Linked DNA regions of Homo sapiens: region 2 is linked to region 1. The links are chromatin loops, found by intact Hi-C in ENCODE. Cell type or tissue: heart left ventricle. All regions are shown on one strand. Links, peaks and the distances in the headings refer to the core of each region. The heading gives the core; the rest is flanking DNA. Region 1 has its middle 31 kb from the start of ALS2CL. Region 2 overlaps PTH1R (parathyroid hormone 1 receptor).

Region 1 (8,319 bases), core at 300-8,299:
TGTTGTGGCTGTGTACCATCTTAAACTATCATTAATCACAAAGACAGATAATACCAAGGAATGATTTCAATGCCGCACCTGCAAGTGGCGGAGAACTGCAAGCTGGAATCAGCCTCTGCCGAGGTGCAGGCCCCAAGAGACAGCAGCATCTGTGTAGAAACCAAACACATGCATTTTTTTCCTCTGTGTTTATAGAATTGTCTTCCGTTTACGGTCATTGATGCTGGATTTCCACGTACACAGGGATATGAAGTTTCCCATTTTAACAGATTCCCATTTTTAAGTAGAAGTATAGAAAAACTCTAAAAGTTAAATGATGAATAGTAGGTTTGGCAAGGACTGTTCCGTTTACCTAGTGCTGCACTAAAAAGCCATCCCAAAACAATGGCTTGAAACAATAGCCGAGGTTTATTTTGCTCAGGAATCTGGGGCTGACTGGGCTGCTAGGCAGCTGTTGCCTGGGGGCATCTCTAAGGTTCCAGTCCATGGAGGCTGCAGTCACACGCGAGTGTCCTCACTCACGCGCCCAGTGTCTGGGCTGGTAAGACTCCAGGCACTGGATGCTGGATAGGCTGGGCCTATTGGGTCTCTCTCTCTGAGGCGTCCCCACACAGCAGCTCAGGGCTGCCAGACTCCCAGCATGATGGTTAAAGGCTCCCAGAACAAGGATCCCAGGAGAACTGGCAGGACCTATGTGGCTTTCTATAAGCAGCCTCAGAAGGCACTCGGCTCTCTCCTGCTGTAATCATTAAGGGCTGTGGTTTAAGGTGAGGTTCGTGGCCTCTGTGTCTTGATGGGGAGAGTGTGGAAGAATTGGTGGATATGTTTGAAAGCCACCACCAGGGCAGAAAAAAAAATACTGAGAGGCTGAACATTAGGGGATATGGGGAAATGCCCCTGCAGGTTTTGAAAGTCTTTCTCACTTGGGGTTTGCCTGACCTCCCTGCAACTCATTTCCCAGCTCTCTGCATTCTGGAAAGTCATGCCCTTCTACCTCTGGGCCTTTGACTCTGCCTTCCCCCCTGCCAGGCAAGCCATTCCTCCCTCTGGCAAATTCATTCTTCAAGATCCAGTTTCATGGTGCTGTCTGCTAAGACAGGGCCCCCACCTCTGCCCTCTTCCTGCTGTGACCACACAGACTAGGCATGTTTTGCAGACTCTTTCTCCAGAAGGACCGGGCACACAGGAAACCAATGACCACTCACTTCCCCAAGGTCATCTTTCCTCAGAGGCACTGGCAAGACTCACTGTGTAAGCACAGGTTGATTTCAGCTCACCTGCTGTCATCCGTGCTTGTCCCTGGGGATGCCTTGGCCAAACCTGAAAGAAATGCAGGAACCAGTGATGAATAGTCCTGTGCTAGTGCCTGAGACAGGCCGGGGGCCTCCTGCAGCCACTTGTCCGCACTGCTCATGTACAGATGCGTGGGTGCACCTGCTTGCTCGTATGTCCGCCTGGTTTGGCTGCATGACAGCAAGGTATAAAAGATCCTTTCTGGTTTGAAACAGTGGTTCCCTGAGGTCAAGGTATCTCCCATGTGCCTGCTGGCCCCTTTCTCTCTCCTCCAGTGCTCTCTGCCGCCCCTTAAAAGGGTCCACCACATTTCCCACGAGGATCAAAGCAATTGTGTGGGAGAGAAGAGCTTGCCTCTGAAGGCAGGCCTTGGAGATGGCCTCTTATTGATGGTCCTCACCCCTTCCTCATGGTCCTGTGCTAACCAGGCCACACAGACCGAGTCCTCACTGCACCAGGCACCGCTGCCCCAGCTCCAGGCTGCCACCCTCTGGGCTCCAGCAGCTGGGGGTGCAGAGAGCACCTGGCTCCTCAGGACACAGAGGAAGCACCTCAATGCTCCCCTGGGCAGCTCAGCCATGCAGGTCCTTTCAAGCTATCAGAGCAGGGAAAGATGTCACTGTCCCCAGAGGAGACAGTGGGCAGGGTGCATCTGTCCCAGCCATCAGCAACCTCCACCCAAAGGCACCCCATGCACTCCAGTTAGCTCTGTCTTCACATGCCCTGGCATGAGCTGCAGCACTGCTCTGAGCTCCGGGAGCCAAGGAAGACAGCCAAATCCCCTGGGGCACTAGGTCACATGGCCCTGCAGCTCGGTCCCCGTTGCCCAAGCTCTGACTTCCCACTCCTGTTCCCTGCCCTCCAGGAAAAGCCACATGTTATACTCACCCTCACCTGCACCTCCCTTCACCCCTGGGTCTGGAATTGCTGGTGGGTTCAGGGATGAAGGATTTCCCACTGAGCAGACCTTGGGTGTGGACTTGAAGCTTCAAACCCTCCTTGCTCACTTCTCGGCTTAGTGCTGGGGCAAACAACCTGAAAACCGATCTGAGTCTCCAGGAGTGCTGCCCTCCCCCACTCCACCCCCAACACAGAGGGGCCCAGTGGGTCTTATTTCCATTGGAAATTTCACTGCTGGGTGGTTTAGAGTCCTTGTCATTCTCTTCCCTGTCCTAGCTCATGGATGTGTGTTACTGTTTCAGTTCGGAGCAGGGTCCTTAAAGGGGCAGGGTCATGGCTCCCCAGCCTCAGGGGTGTCATCAATAATGTTCTGGGCCAGGTGTGGTAGCTCATGCCTGTAATCCCAGCACTTTGGGAGGCTGAGGTGGGTGGATCACTTGAGGTCAGGAGTTCAGGACAAGCCTGGTCAACATGGTGAAACACTGTCTTTACTAAAAATACAAAAATTATCCAGGTGGTGCATGCCTGTAATCCCAGCTACTTGGGAGGCTGAGACAGGAGAATCACTTGAACCTGGGAGGCAGAGGTTGCAGTGAGTAGAGATCATGCCATTGCACTTCAGCCTGGGCAGCAGAGTGAGACTCTGTGGCAAAAGAAAAAAAAACAGTGTTCTGAATTATTCAAGCCCTGTCCTGGAGTCAAACTGAACTCTTCCCTCTAACTCCCCAACTAGCGCCACACTGAGGAGCAACAGCTGCCTTGAATCCCCCGCTGTTCCATTCACTAAACTAGATTAGATGGGGAGGGGGAGGGCATAGAAGGTGCTGGGGAGCTGCAGCCTCATTGTTGTGATTCATTCACTTAATGGATCTTGTGCAGAGCACAGTTCAAGGCCCTGGGGATGAAGTAGTGACCAAGACAGAGGAGGCCTCTCCCTGCCCTCCCCAGGCACCCAGTCCAGCAAGGAGTGGGGGATTTAGCCAGGAGAGGGTGTCAGTGAGGACAAAACGTGCTCAATGACAGGATACAGGGAGAGGGCAGAGGCGGCAAACCGCGGGTCAGGGAAGCCTCTCGTGGGAAGCACTGTTTAGCCTGGAACCTGAAGGACAAGAATGAGACTGCTCCAGGGAGAGTGAGGGCCAGGAGGAGGACACCAGTGCAGGGCCATGAGGTGGGAGAGGCTCAGGGGGCTCCAGGAGCATCAAGACAGGTGGCAAGAGTGACGAGAGCACAGAGAGGAAAGGGGGTAGGAGTCATGAGGGGCTGGCAGAGGGATTCCAGGGCGACCCCAGGGACCGGGCCTGTGAGTCAAGAGAAAGAGGCTGGATTGATTCTAGGCACTGGGAAGCCATGGAGGGATGTCAGCAGGGTTGATTTCACGAAGCTGCCTCTGGCTGCAGTGTTGGCACCTGGCTGGGATGGGGGCGGGAGAGGCAGCAGGAAGACCAGGGAGGAGGCTGGGGCAGGAGGTGTCCAGCTGGGAGGGGACCAGGGCCTGGAGAAGGGTGTGCATGGGCACGGAGAGAAGCAGATGTGCCCAAGACCCATGTTGCCTTCGGGCTGACAGAGGTGCTGATGGAACAGAGGTGTGGACGAGGAGGGAGGAATCCCAGATCAGAGTGCTCAGCACTGAGGGGTGCACTCTCAATCAGGGCCTGACCAGGGATGAAGGGAAGCTCTGAAGATGGGTGAGGGAGGGTGTCAGATCTCCATTAGGAAACGGAGTGGAGAATGGTCTGTGACTCTGCACGACTCCCTGGGAATCTTGCGCGTATCCACGCAGGCCACATAAGCAAGGCTCAGCTGCGGTCCAACCTGTGTCTCGGCTGAATGCCCTACAATTCCTCCTGCAGCCAGGGGAGCTAAGACTTGGGAGAAGCCACTGAGAGGTCTTTCTCAGCTGCAGGCTACAAAATTGTTTGGCTGTAATATGGAGGCAGCTCCTAAATGGCTGAGTGACCCTCTGCTCACACTGTCATCCGATCCCTCCGGGTCAGAGTCAGACTGTGGGATGAGGGACAAGGGAGCTGACCTCCTGCCCATTTTGCTTCTGCTGTTCTTGTAAATAATAAACTGTCTAAATCCACGTGGGCTCATTGTCTCATCCCTGGCTGGATGCATGGAAGTGCGCCAAATCCACCAGCAGCTGCAGTCATGTAGCCACCCACGCTGTCGCTTGGAAATTGCTTCACAGTTTGATAAATTGGTCCCAAACGTGGGGCCAGTAAGGGTACAATGCCTTTCTGGAGAGAAGACAGAAGAGGCCCACGTGGCCGACCAAATGAAGAGATGTGGAAGACCCCAGGATCGCCCAGGCATGCTGTCACCCAGGGAGGGTGAGAGGAGGGGAACAGGGTACCCCTCTGTCCTACCTCCTGAGGAATGTTTGCAGGCTGAGTAGCAAGAGGAAGAATTGAAACCAGCCAACCAAATGCTGCCCCTCCTGATGTCCAGAGAGTTCTTGGGCTCAGGGAGATGTAAAAATGAAAACAAAAACAAAACCAGACAGGATGAAATAGAGGAGGAGGCTGGGTCGGGGGCCTGGAAGGAGAGAGCAGCTCTGCACATCAGCCGATGCTGTGACTCCTGACTGCAAGGTCTGCTCCCACAGGGGAAGGGCCACAGTTAGGACAGTGGCCGGTGGGACAAGCACACACCTGGGAGCCCACCAGGCTTCACCTGCCCAGCCACTTGATGGCAGTAAAGCAGCATAGAATAGAAGAGGGCAGGGGCCACAGCACTAAAGAGCTGTAGAGGAAGAGGTGCGTAAGGAAACCATCCAGCAGCTGTGCGGACTGCCCTCCCCAGCCAATTAGTCCTGAAGAGCCTTGAAAATTATGAGTGTGCGTGGCGGACAATTACTCAGCCTGGAGCCAGTTGCAGCAGGATGCTGGCAGTCAACAAAGGTGACCCCTGGTGTTCTGAGTACAGCAGTGACTTGACAGACAGGGCCCAGCACACCCCCTCGAGTGGTAATTACTGACTTGCAGCTGGGTGTAGGTAGACACTGAGGGTAGAGCTCCCCATGCATGGTTCCTCCCAGGCAGACCCTTATAGGGTGGGTCTGGAGGAAAGACACCAACACAGTGGACACTGCCCAGCAAATGTCTGTCATCAAATGACAGGGGGACAGCCAAGAAAGGAGGAAGCCAGGCATCAATGGAATCTCCCATCAGCCTGAAAAAGTGGCAATCACCCGCCAGGGGCAGCTACCCCAGACCTGGGGTCTGCACCAGCACCTCAGGCTCCTTGTGAACTTCACCACAGCGCAGTCCCTGAGGAGGCCTGGGCCTGATTCACAGACAGATCAGCCAAGCTACAGGACCCACAGAAAACACTGATGAAAGCTGCATATGAAGAAAGAAGTCTGGCCAGGGGCAGTGGTGCAGGCTATGGTTCTTGCCCTGGAAACAGCCCCCACCAAAGTTCACAGCCAGTGGGCTGACCATGTGGTCTGGCACTTGACAATGGAACAACTGGATGTCAAGTCCCAACCCTGGTTGGGACAAACATTAGGCTTCAGATTGCACAGGGCCCAGGGCCTCTGAAAACCCAGTGAAAAGGACCCCTTGGCAGTGAACGTCAGTGAAACCAATAAGCTGACCAATTCTGCATAGCCCAGGTAAGCATCAGAGCCACCTGGATACACCATCACACGAGGCCTGGCCATCTGTCCATAGCTCAGGACTGGGGCCCACGTCAAAGCCTAGTGAGGCCAGCACATGAGGCCAAGCAAGCCTGCAAGTGTACCAGCTCCACAGTCAAGGGACAAAGTGACTCCAGTGCACACAGCGACCTGTGCACTCCAGTACACTGACCTGGCCAGTCCTGGAAAACAGACTCCACGGACCCCTTCCCCTTCTGCCAGGAGCACCACTGGGTGCTGACGACCGTAGATGCAGCAATTCCCATCTGCGGGGAACGTGGGCCGTGCTGCTTGACAAGTCCTAAATGTACTGCTGCATATCTGAACTCCTGGAGCACATCCAGTCGGACAATGATGCCGCCCTCATAGCCAAGAGAACCAGCAATAGGCAGCTATCTGAGGGCTGCTGTGTGGGACATTTCATGTCGCCTACCACCCACAGACAGCAGGTGACTTAAAAGATGAACTAAAAAAAAAAAAACTGAAAAGATAAGTGGACTCTAATTGTGGCAATTCTCCAGGAAGGTACCATTCATTTAAATAAAATATTTAGTTATGAGGTAGGGAGGGGGAATAAGAAAAGACCCACACTGGCTGTGAGAGACCCTGCTGCATAATTCATCCTCCTCACTCTTCTCTGCCCACCTCCATCCCTGCATGGAGGAACCCGGGCTACTGACCCGTGGGCTGCAAGGTGGGGGTTGGTGTGGGAGATGCTAATCCGGTCACTCTTACCTCCTGGCTCTGCGTGCGAGCGCTGGGCAGTTGTGGATATTGATGATAATGATCATGATCATTATCTCAGGCGTGATCACTCCTAAGAGTGCCGCTGGCGCAGCCCGCACGTCTGGGGTGATACATAGTAATCACCTCCAGAAGAACACTGTGGGTTAGGAATAGTGAGGATTTCGAAAAGCGGAGCAGCTCTGCTGGAGGAGAAGGAACACCCTAGGCTCCCGGAGGCATAGAGAGGCCAGACCATTAGCGTCTTTTGGCTCTCGCCTGCAGGACACCTGGCCCACCTGTCGTCTCAGAATGCTGTGGTCACCTTGTCCCAGACCATTACCACTGCCCTCAGTCTAACTCCTGGACACCCATTCTCTCAAGAGAGCCTCAACTGAGGACTGTTGACTTTGGAGGCAAGACAGCCCCCGCCAAAGCAATGAAACATGATTAATTTTCCAGACACTGATGAGGCCTCCCTTGGCCTCATCTTATTATCGCTGGTACCCTACTGCCAAAACAAACGAACAAACAAACCAAACACTCTCTTGTGTGCTTTTCACAGATCATAGCTACTGCTCTGAATTTAATGAGCCACTGGACCTATCATCCTCCACCTGACCCTGATGACTAGACCGCACTCCCTCATTTCCACCTCCTCCCAAATACTTTTGGACATGAGGGGCCAGGCCTCAGCCAGGGGGCATATGAGAAGATCACTTTGGGAGAAACTTGCCTGTCTTGAAGGCAAGGAACAGGGACAGGTGGCCAAACACCTGGGCTCCAGCTCTGCACCTGGTAGTGCTGGAGTCGTGCAGTCACCCAGCTGGCACCTGGGCTCTGGTATGAGGCCGTGTGGGTCCAGTCCATCATAGCTACTCAGCCCCCTGTTTATTGGGGACAGAGTGTGTGTTTCTGCTTGCTCCTGAGGGCCTAGGTTTCCTGGGTTGTGACTCCTGGGGCTTTGGTCATGAGGAAGTTGAGATAAAGCCCATAAAGTGCTTAGCCCGCACGTGGGTCCTCTTCAGTGCATCCAGAGCCCAAGCGGCATCTCTTGCCTGCCCTTCACAGCAAAGGGTGCTCCTCATGGCAGAACAGGGTGTCTGGGCAGCTCCTTTGCTTACAGACAACAAACAGGACCCAGTTAGGAAAAGGACTTGGCCAAGGTCCCAGAGAGACCAAGACCTGGCAGCCTGGACCCCATCCCAGGTTCTCGCCCGCAGCAAGAGTAAACACCAGAGTACGTGTCTGTACAACCCTTGACAAAGCCAACCAGAAAAGCCCTGACCCGATCTGAGCTTGACCTTGACCCTCATTCTCACTCCAGTCCCTAAATCTAACTTGACACTGACCCTGACTTCAACCCTAATCCCTAATTGTATCCCTCACACTGACTTTAACCCAGACCCTCGCCTTATCCTTTCCCAGGTGCCCATAAGAGGGCAGCCCCTGTCCCCTGCTGGGCCCCAGTGGTCAGCCGTCCCTCTGGGAGAGTGACAGCTGAGGTCCTGGGGCCCTCCTTAGGGCCCTACTAGTGAGCATCTGCTTCACTCACACAGTGACACTAAGCACCTCTCCAGCAGCCCCTGGTCACCCCTCTGGCCTCAGCATCCCTCCAGCCTTCTCTGGAGCTGCAGTAGGCAAGGGGCATGCACAGTGGGCACCCTGCTCACGCACTGGCTCCAGCATCCTCGGGGGTGGTGTGAATGAACAGAGGCTTGGTCAGCACTCGGGTCCCTCAGATGCCTGCCAGCTCC
Region 2 (8,319 bases), core at 207-8,206, 230 kb after region 1:
ACAGCCCTATTATTACCCTGATTTTACAGGAAAACTGAGGCACACGGGTTAAGCAACTTTCTCAGACACGAAGCTAGTCAAGGGTGGAGGTGGGATTCACATTGTGGGGCTGGTGGCAGAATCTCCTTGAAGAGGAGGGCACAGCTGGAGGGAGGAGTGAACAGGAGTGGGGGCATTCCAGGCACGGAGCTGTGAGCTAACGTTTGGAGGGGTAGCGCACTTGGTGTGGGGTTGTCCTCCTCTTCTTGGGAAAGTGCTTCCTTAACTTTAACATGAGTTATTCTTGTTGCAATGGCTGTGCTAACAGATAAATAGGTCCTAAAGTTCAGGGAGGCCAGAGGTGGGGCCACCACCCCTATGGATGAATGAAGGAGTGTGGGAGTCATGCGTGCTGGAAGCACATATCTTTCCCTCTCCTGAACATCCCAACTCCAGAAAAAGGGGTGTGCCTCCTCCTGGCCATGGAGAAGGTGAAGCCAACAGCTGGAGGTAGAGGCTGAGCCAATTCCTTGAGCCAGTGAGGGGTGTGTTGGTCAGCTTTCGGTGGTCAGGCTGCCCAATGGCCACTCAGTTTTCAACCCATGACTGCCTGCCTGCAGTCTAGGCCATCAGGGGTGACCCCCAGTCATATCAGTAGGCTGGTCTGTCTGTTGGGAGGCCCAGGGAGTCAGCAAGTCTCTAAGGATGTGTGGGAGCCTCCGTCAGTCACTCCAGAGCTCTCCATCAGCTGGAGAAAATACAGCACAATGGGTTTGTCTTGAGAGGGGTGGAGGTGGCAGAAGAAGAAGGATAGTGGGGAGGGGGTAAGACAACAAGATGGCAAAGGCAGTGTAGATGGTAGTTGTTGGGCAGGTGGCAGTATTGCTGATGGTGCTAATGTTGCCTTGGTGATGCTGGAGGTGGTGGCAGTGGTGCTGGTGCTGGTGATGTACCAGTTGTGATGGTGCAGATGGTGGTGATGGTGGTTATATGGATGGTTACAGTAGTGCTCATGGTGGTAACGGTGATGCCAGTGGTGGTGGTGGTAGTACTGGGAGGGACTGGTGATGCTGGTGTTGGTGTTAGTGACAGTAATGATGGTTATTGATGGAGGTACTAGCAGCAACGATGGAAATGGTAGTTAATGGGTGCTGTAAATGGAGTGAGGTGGACAGGGATCAGCCCCCTCACCAGCATGGATCCCCCATGTCAGAGGCACAGGGAGAGCTTCAGGTTAGTCTTGGAGGCCCCTGGATCCTGGCAAGTCCAACTTGTCCTCCCTTAAGCCATCCCATCATTCTGTGTCTACCTCTGCCCCAGCCAGCTCAGCCATAGCTGGGGAAGCAAAGAGACTAGGATAGAGGAGCTTAGGCCAGCCGCCAGCACGTGAGGATCTGCTCCAGCCCTTCCTGGGGTCCATAGTACCAGCGGAGATCTCAGGGTCCACCTCAGCCCCCAGAGACACCAGAAGCACGGGCCACCCACAGACGCAAAGGCTAAGGAGCTGCCGCCTCACTCACAGACGCACACACGCCGCCCTATGCCCAGAAATACATGTGCACGTGCATGCTCACAAACACGTCCGGCTCGCGTCCCATACTGACAGGCTGGACAGTCTCCATGTGAGAACGCGCACGGACGGGCACACACAAGTGCACGCGCCGGCCACTCGAGAATGCGCTGCCACTCGCGCGCGCACGCACAGGGACGCGCACGCGGCTCCGCTAAGTGGAACCAGCAGAACCCAAGGCCGGCCGAGCCAATTGGAGACTCCTTGGCCCTGGAAGCCCTCGCTGCTGCCGCCAAGAGACGCGGTCAATTAACTTCTCCCTGCAGCCAGGCTCTCTGACCCGGCCTGCCCGCCCCTCTCGCCGGTGCCCGCCCCATGCCCGACCCGCCTTCTTCCTCCCCTGCCTCCTCTGGGTCCTCCCGCCCTTCACAGCCATGCTCGGACTGCAGGGCCCCGGCCCCGCCTTGGCGCGTCTGAAGGATGCAGCTCTGCCGCGGAGCTGAGGAGACGTAGCCTTCTGGGGTAGGGATGGAGGGGGTCGTCTCAGGGGACATACCCCTGCCCAGGGGTCTGAGGAAACACGACCCTGAATTAAGAGGGATGGGGCTGAGGGCTTCACAGCCCCGCCCTGGGGAGGTTTCAGAGACCGCCTTAACCTCTGCGGGTCACATTCACGGGAATGGCTGGGCTAGGCACACCAGGCTGCTCCCAAGTCAGAGGACAGAGGCTGAGACCCCTCAGCAGCCACCTGCTCTGGGTGAGCCTCCACCCGCATGATATTTCATTTCCTTTCTTATAATGAGGCCAGTGAGTCCCGGTGGGTGGCAGCCAGGGCCCAGGGTGTGCAGGTTGGAGGGAAGGGAAAGGACATTCCAGGCAGAGAACAGCAGGAGTGAGGGCCTGAGTGTCATCAGAACTCCGAGTCTGGATGGAGGGAGCTCCCAGATAAGCAGTGGAATGAGAGGGACTCCCACCCCCAGCCAGCACCAGAGTGCCCAGCCCAACCCAGGCCGCATGCCAACAGTTCCTCCATCCTCTCTTTCTCTCTCTTGGGATTGTAAGGAGGGGAGGCATTGAGGCACTCACCGTTCACTGGGGACAGCATTGACTGGGGAGCTGGGCCAAGATGGAAACTGGTGACTCCCAAGACCCCCCAGGGTGCCAGGACTTGAAGGACTCCAGGCTGGGTTTGTCTCCCCACAGTTCACCACTCCTTATCCACCCCCTGCCCCCGACTCATGTCCCCAGCAGGCAGCCAGGATCCTGTGTGGATCCATCCTGGGACATTCCATTCCAGTCCCATGTACCCCTGGGGAAAGGACTGGACAGAGAATATCAGTGACTGCAGCCTACAGGGTTACTGGCGGGCAGGCAGGAGAGAGCCCCTGCTTTTTCCCTTCGATCAGGCAGGCCCTACCCCTCAGAGCCACAGCTTCCCATCTGTAAGGTGTGAGCTCCATAGAGCAGATTCCCCACATGCAGGGGAAATCCCACCTTCCCTCTAGAGTCAGGGCCTTTTGAAAGGGGGTAGTCCCTCTGGGAAATTGGGATGTCTCTGGGACCTGCTGCTGCGCCGGAAAGTCCTGCCTGTGGTCTGACCTTCGGCTTGGCAGGTGGATGCAGATGACGTCATGACTAAAGAGGAACAGATCTTCCTGCTGCACCGTGCTCAGGCCCAGTGCGAAAAACGGCTCAAGGAGGTCCTGCAGAGGCCAGGTGGGGGTCAAAGGAAGAGGGTCTGGGGATGAGGTCAGGTGAGGGAGGGGCCAGTCAAGGGCGGGACCCAGGATACAGAGCCAGGTGAAGGCTCTCTGTGGGGGCGGACTTAGGTAAAGGGGGCCAGGCCAAAGTGAGAACCAAAGTGGGGTGCGTGGTGCAAGAGTGGAGTCAGCAGGCTCGGGCATCCATGGCTTGTCCTAAGTCTCGAGCTCAGGTCCCTGTGTTGCCCACAACCAGCACTCAGACTGATAGCTGTCGGGTTAATCTCATCAACTGAAGAGGCCCAGACCCCAACTGACTGAAGGAGAGGAGCCGCTTCCTCCCCTGACAAGCCCTTAGGGTTCTGCAGGGGTTGAGGCTGGTGATCGCCCAGAACACAAGCACACAATGACAAACACACTCTGTGGCACACAGATTTTGCTCACACTCACAGAGACTCACATGGTCTCTGCAGTCACAGCCCCACCGATGCCAGCCCCAACAGTGGCTCCCAGTCACATCGAGATCTGGGGGGTCAGATGGGCCCCCTCATTCTGGGTCCTGAACCCAGCCCCTCTTCTTAATTGTGAAAGCCTGGAGGAGCCTCTCTTTGCCCCTCATCATCCACCATGGAGCCTCTCGCTTCCTACTGTACCCCACCCTGCTACCCACATCCCCACACTGAGGCCCGAGGGTGGAGGCAGGAAAATGAGCACAGTCATTCTCATCCCAGTCCAGGCTGCTTGGACTCAGCTTCCCATCATTGCCACAGACCCGACATGTAAGGACCAGGGGGGCCTAGCTTGGGCGGTGGCTGAAGGAATACAAGTCAGAAAATGAGGAAGACTTTGTGGCTAGGAAGAAAGACCTCTCCAGCCTGGGCAACATAGTGAGACCCCATCTCTAAAAAAAAAATTTAAAAATTAGCGAGGTATGGTGGTGCACACCTGTAGTCCCAGCTATAGGGGAGGCTAAGGTGGGAGGATCACTTGAGCACAGGAATTTGAGGCTGCAGTAATTTGTGATCATGTCACTGCACTCCAGGCTGGGCGATAGAGGGAGACCTTGTCTCAAAAAAAAAAACAAAAAAAACAAACAAACAAAAAAAAAAAACGTCCAGCATCTCTCCAATGAGAAGAGAGGCCAGGCTCCATCTCAGATTAGGCATCTCAACGGCCACTGTGGAAGCTGTGAACCACATACTTGAGGATCCAGGGCAGGGGATGGGGTGGTCTTCTCTGTCCACTCTTGACTGTACCACCTTGCTCTTGTCTTCTCACCACCAGCTTCTTTACCTGCACAGCACTCAGGCCAGACTTAATTTTCGCTATGTAACCTGTCCATTGACATCACCCACTCTGTCTGCTTTCACCGTGCGCCCCCTGGTGGGGCCTTCACTGCTGCGTGGCCTTGGCCCCCACCCACTCCTGACTCCTGGGTGGGAGGATACCACCTCTGCTCTGTCTTGCCCAGTTTAGTGCTCACCCCACTAGCTGATCCTGCACTCCCATTCCAACCCTGGGGGACAATCTCCACCTCCTCTTATTACTTCACCTGGCAAGCACTTTACACTTTGTTAAACACCTCCTCACCCATCGTCTCAGATCTCCCAACAGCCTAGGTGTCACCAGGGCAGGAGACAACCCCCCCATTGTACAAAGGGGGAGTCTGAGGCCAAAGAGTACCCTGGGTCTCCTGTTGTAGCACAGCTGACAGCCATCATTACCACCCTGGTTTCTCCAGCCAGCATAATGGAATCAGACAAGGGATGGACATCTGCGTCCACATCAGGGAAGCCCAGGAAAGATAAGGCATCTGGGAAGCTCTACCCTGAGTCTGAGGAGGACAAGGAGGCACCCACTGGCAGCAGGTACCGAGGTACGTCTCTGCTTCCATGCATCCAGCTGGCATGGGCTTGGATCCACCCACCCCCATTGCACTGTCCCTCTGATGTGAGCTCATGCTTCTTGGCTCTTATAGAAAGTAAAAGGCTGCAGCCACATCCCCAGGCAAGGGGCTGGGAGAAGACAGAGTGTAGTGGGAAGGAAGGGGAGCTAGATGGCTCAGGCCTCAGAAAGAGATGAACAGAGAACTCTCCAGCACCACACCAAGAGTGGACCCAGGGCTACGGTCCCACCCATGGAGAGAAAGAGAGATGACAGAGAACCCTGGGGGACAGAGAGGCAGGGAGAGATACACAAAGACAGACAGATAGTGACAGAGAAAGACGGGGAGAGGCATGGAGACAGAGATCAACAGAGGCAGGGAGAGACAGTCACAGAGATAGAGGGGACCAGGAGGCACACACTGAAGTCTGGGCTCAGTGTGTCAGAGGAGGTACATGGGGACACATAGTGGATAGGGCCACAGAAATAGAGAAGGAGAGGAGGGCAGTGGCAGAGGGTGGGGCCAGAGGCAGTGGGACAAGGAGGGGAGAAGAGAAGGGAGGGAAGCAGATGAGGAAAGGCAGACAGAGCCCAGGCTTTGGCCACAGGGCCGGTTTCAGCCGGCCGGGTGGGCAGCAGATTCCAGATGGGCCACATCTGGGAGGCTGTGGTCACCCTGTGGCTCCCTGGGGACCAGAGGGAATTGTGGGCCTGGCTGGGTGGGGCTGGGAATATGGCGCCCAGGACAGAGAGCCTTTCACCAAGCCAGGGCGGGTCCAGCCATCAAGGCAGCCTTCCAGGGTGGCTGGAGAGTCCTGTGGTTGGAGCCCTACAGAGGGAGAGAAGGGGGCTGCAAGCTGGGAGTGGAATGTGGAAGATACAGAGGCTGGGGACCCTCCAAGGTCACTTAGCCTCCCTGCAGTGAGGCTGGGGCTCCAAAGTGGGATGTCACCCTACTTTGAATCCCACCATTAGCACTTAGATTTGGGGAATCGATCTCCCCCAGCAGTGGCCGTGGGAGTCTCACAGCAGGTACTCAGGGCAGGCATTGAGTGGTGGTAGAAGCATGGGCCAATGTGGTTAATCCCAACTTCCCAATGAGGAAATGGAAATAGAAAGACTTGGGACACCTGCGTGAGGTCAGCAGCTCCTTGGAGTCCAGCTGGCACTAGAAACCAGACCTCCTGCCTCCTGTCCATGATCCCAGGGGAAGGGGCACACAGGGAGCCTCCCAGCTGAGGGAGAGTTAGTCTGGGTACTTGCCCTTCTTCAGAGACACCTGGAAGGTGGTTCCAAGAGCAGAGAGAAAGGCGAGAGGCCTGGCCTGGGGCTGAGCACTTGAAGAGGACAGGGCCCTGTGTTGTATGACCTCAGCAAGTTGCCTACCTCTCTTGGCCTCTGTCAGCCCATCTGGAAAATGGGGCCAGTGCCAGTACCTGTATCGCAGAGGCCATAGTAAATTCTATGAGGTGGGTACAGCCCACAGAAATACATTTTCTCCAGAGTGCTCCAAAGCCTGAATTTTCCTGCTTGGGGCACACCTGTCCCTGCAGGAACCAACAACCACTGATGGGCCGGGTGCAGTGGCTCATGCCTGTAATCCCAGCACTTTGGGAGGCCGAGGCAGGCAGATCACCTGAGGTCAGGAGTTTGAGACCAGCCTGACCAACATGGAGAAACCCCATCTCTACTAAAAATACAAAATTAGCCAGGCATGGTGGCGCATGCCTGTAATCCCAGCTACTCGGGAGGCTGAGGCAGGAGAATCGCTTGAACCTGGGAGGCGGAGGTTGCAGTGAGCTGAGATCACGCCATTGCCCTCCAGCCTGAGCAACAAAAGCGAAACTCCGTCTCAAAAAAACAAAACAAAACAAAAACAAAAACAAACAAACCACAGATGTATTCATCCTTCTGGGTCACTAATCATGGCCTTGACTCTCCCTTGGTATCCCCTACCCTGTCTGTCTCTGGGCACAGGGCGCCCCTGTCTGCCGGAATGGGACCACATCCTGTGCTGGCCGCTGGGGGCACCAGGTGAGGTGGTGGCTGTGCCCTGTCCGGACTACATTTATGACTTCAATCACAAAGGTGAGGCCTGCTGGAAGGGGTGGGGATTACAAGGAGGCTGAGACTTGGAGCTAGGGGTTCAGTGCCTCGAGACCTCCCTGCCGGCCCTGACCTCCCATGGACCTGCAGGCCATGCCTACCGACGCTGTGACCGCAATGGCAGCTGGGAGCTGGTGCCTGGGCACAACAGGACGTGGGCCAACTACAGCGAGTGTGTCAAATTTCTCACCAATGAGACTCGTGAACGGGTGCGAGCCTTTCTCCTCCCCAACCTGACCAGGATAAATTCACTCCCACCCCACGGGTGACCCCTGACCCAGCCCTGACCCCTGACCTTGACTCCTCCAGCAACCTTACCCTGGCCTCTTGCTCTTACCCTGATGCTCTCCCTGGGTCCCAGGGCTCTGACTGTGTCTCCCCCCGCCCCGCACAGGAGGTGTTTGACCGCCTGGGCATGATTTACACCGTGGGCTACTCCGTGTCCCTGGCGTCCCTCACCGTAGCTGTGCTCATCCTGGCCTACTTTAGGTGGGCGGGGCGGGGCGAGAGGCGGCGGGACATGGTGGAGGGGGGGCGGTGGCCGAGGTCTGATGCGACCCCCTCCCTGCACCCATCACCCCCGGCGGGTGTCCCTACCTACGGCGCACAACCCAGCTTCCTGTCCACCCACCGCGCGTCCCCGTGCCCCCACCCACGGTCATGTCGCGCGCCCCGCAGGCGGCTGCACTGCACGCGCAACTACATCCACATGCACCTGTTCCTGTCCTTCATGCTGCGCGCCGTGAGCATCTTCGTCAAGGACGCTGTGCTCTACTCTGGCGCCACGCTTGATGAGGCTGAGCGCCTCACCGAGGAGGAGCTGCGCGCCATCGCCCAGGCGCCCCCGCCGCCTGCCACCGCCGCTGCCGGCTACGTGAGTACCCCTCTGCCCGCCCGCTCCCGGTGCCGCCACTGGCCTCGTGGGGCCCCGCCCCGCCCCGCTCCAGCCCGGCCCTCGCCCTGCCCGCCTCCTGCCAGCGCCACTGGCTTCAGCCACTCAAACCCGTCTTATAGGGTCCCTCGCAACCCTCAGCTCTGCCGCCGACCCTGCTGCCAAGGGCTCCGAGTGTCCCACACGCCCCGCGCTGCCATCAAGGCTCCTACCTCAACCCAGTACCCTCTAGCCACTCTACCTCTTCA

Evidence for each region. A loop is a pair of places that touch in the nucleus more often than their neighbours do. Peaks named below come from ENCODE experiments on the same cell type or tissue, not always from the same donor. Only the 100,000 strongest peaks of a DNase experiment are listed, where the experiment ranks them.
Region 2: a loop joins it to region 1, with 2.6 times the contacts of the local background. A loop is called at or near these places in 6 of 110 quality-filtered maps.

The regions. Positions count from the first base shown.
Region 1 is chr3:46,658,957-46,667,275 of GRCh38, forward strand. No RefSeq gene overlaps it. Among named protein-coding and RNA genes, the nearest start is that of ALS2CL, 31 kb to the right of the region's middle. RefSeq lists enhancers at 1,839-2,434, 3,415-4,060. In heart left ventricle, for the core only: CTCF peaks have their summits at 1,799 (motif pointing left) and 4,879 (motif pointing right); DNase peaks (open chromatin) are centred at 2,065, 4,865, 7,725, 8,265 and 1 weaker place; H3K27ac peaks cover 4,059 bases.
Region 2 is chr3:46,890,805-46,899,123 of GRCh38, forward strand. It overlaps PTH1R (parathyroid hormone 1 receptor), which reads left to right. Exons shown (of 16, transcript NM_000316.3): 4 at 3,103-3,205; 5 at 4,931-5,065; 6 at 7,051-7,161; 7 at 7,270-7,388; 8 at 7,574-7,668; 9 at 7,858-8,053. Among named protein-coding and RNA genes, the nearest start is that of PTH1R, 17 kb to the left of the region's middle. RefSeq lists an enhancer at 1-110 and a silencer at 7,063-7,132. In heart left ventricle, for the core only: CTCF peaks have their summits at 1,708, 4,574 (motif pointing left) and 4,773; DNase peaks (open chromatin) are centred at 1,707, 2,537, 4,567, 8,187 and 5 weaker places; H3K4me3 peaks cover 1,150 bases; H3K27ac peaks cover 651 bases; H3K27me3 peaks cover 1,017 bases.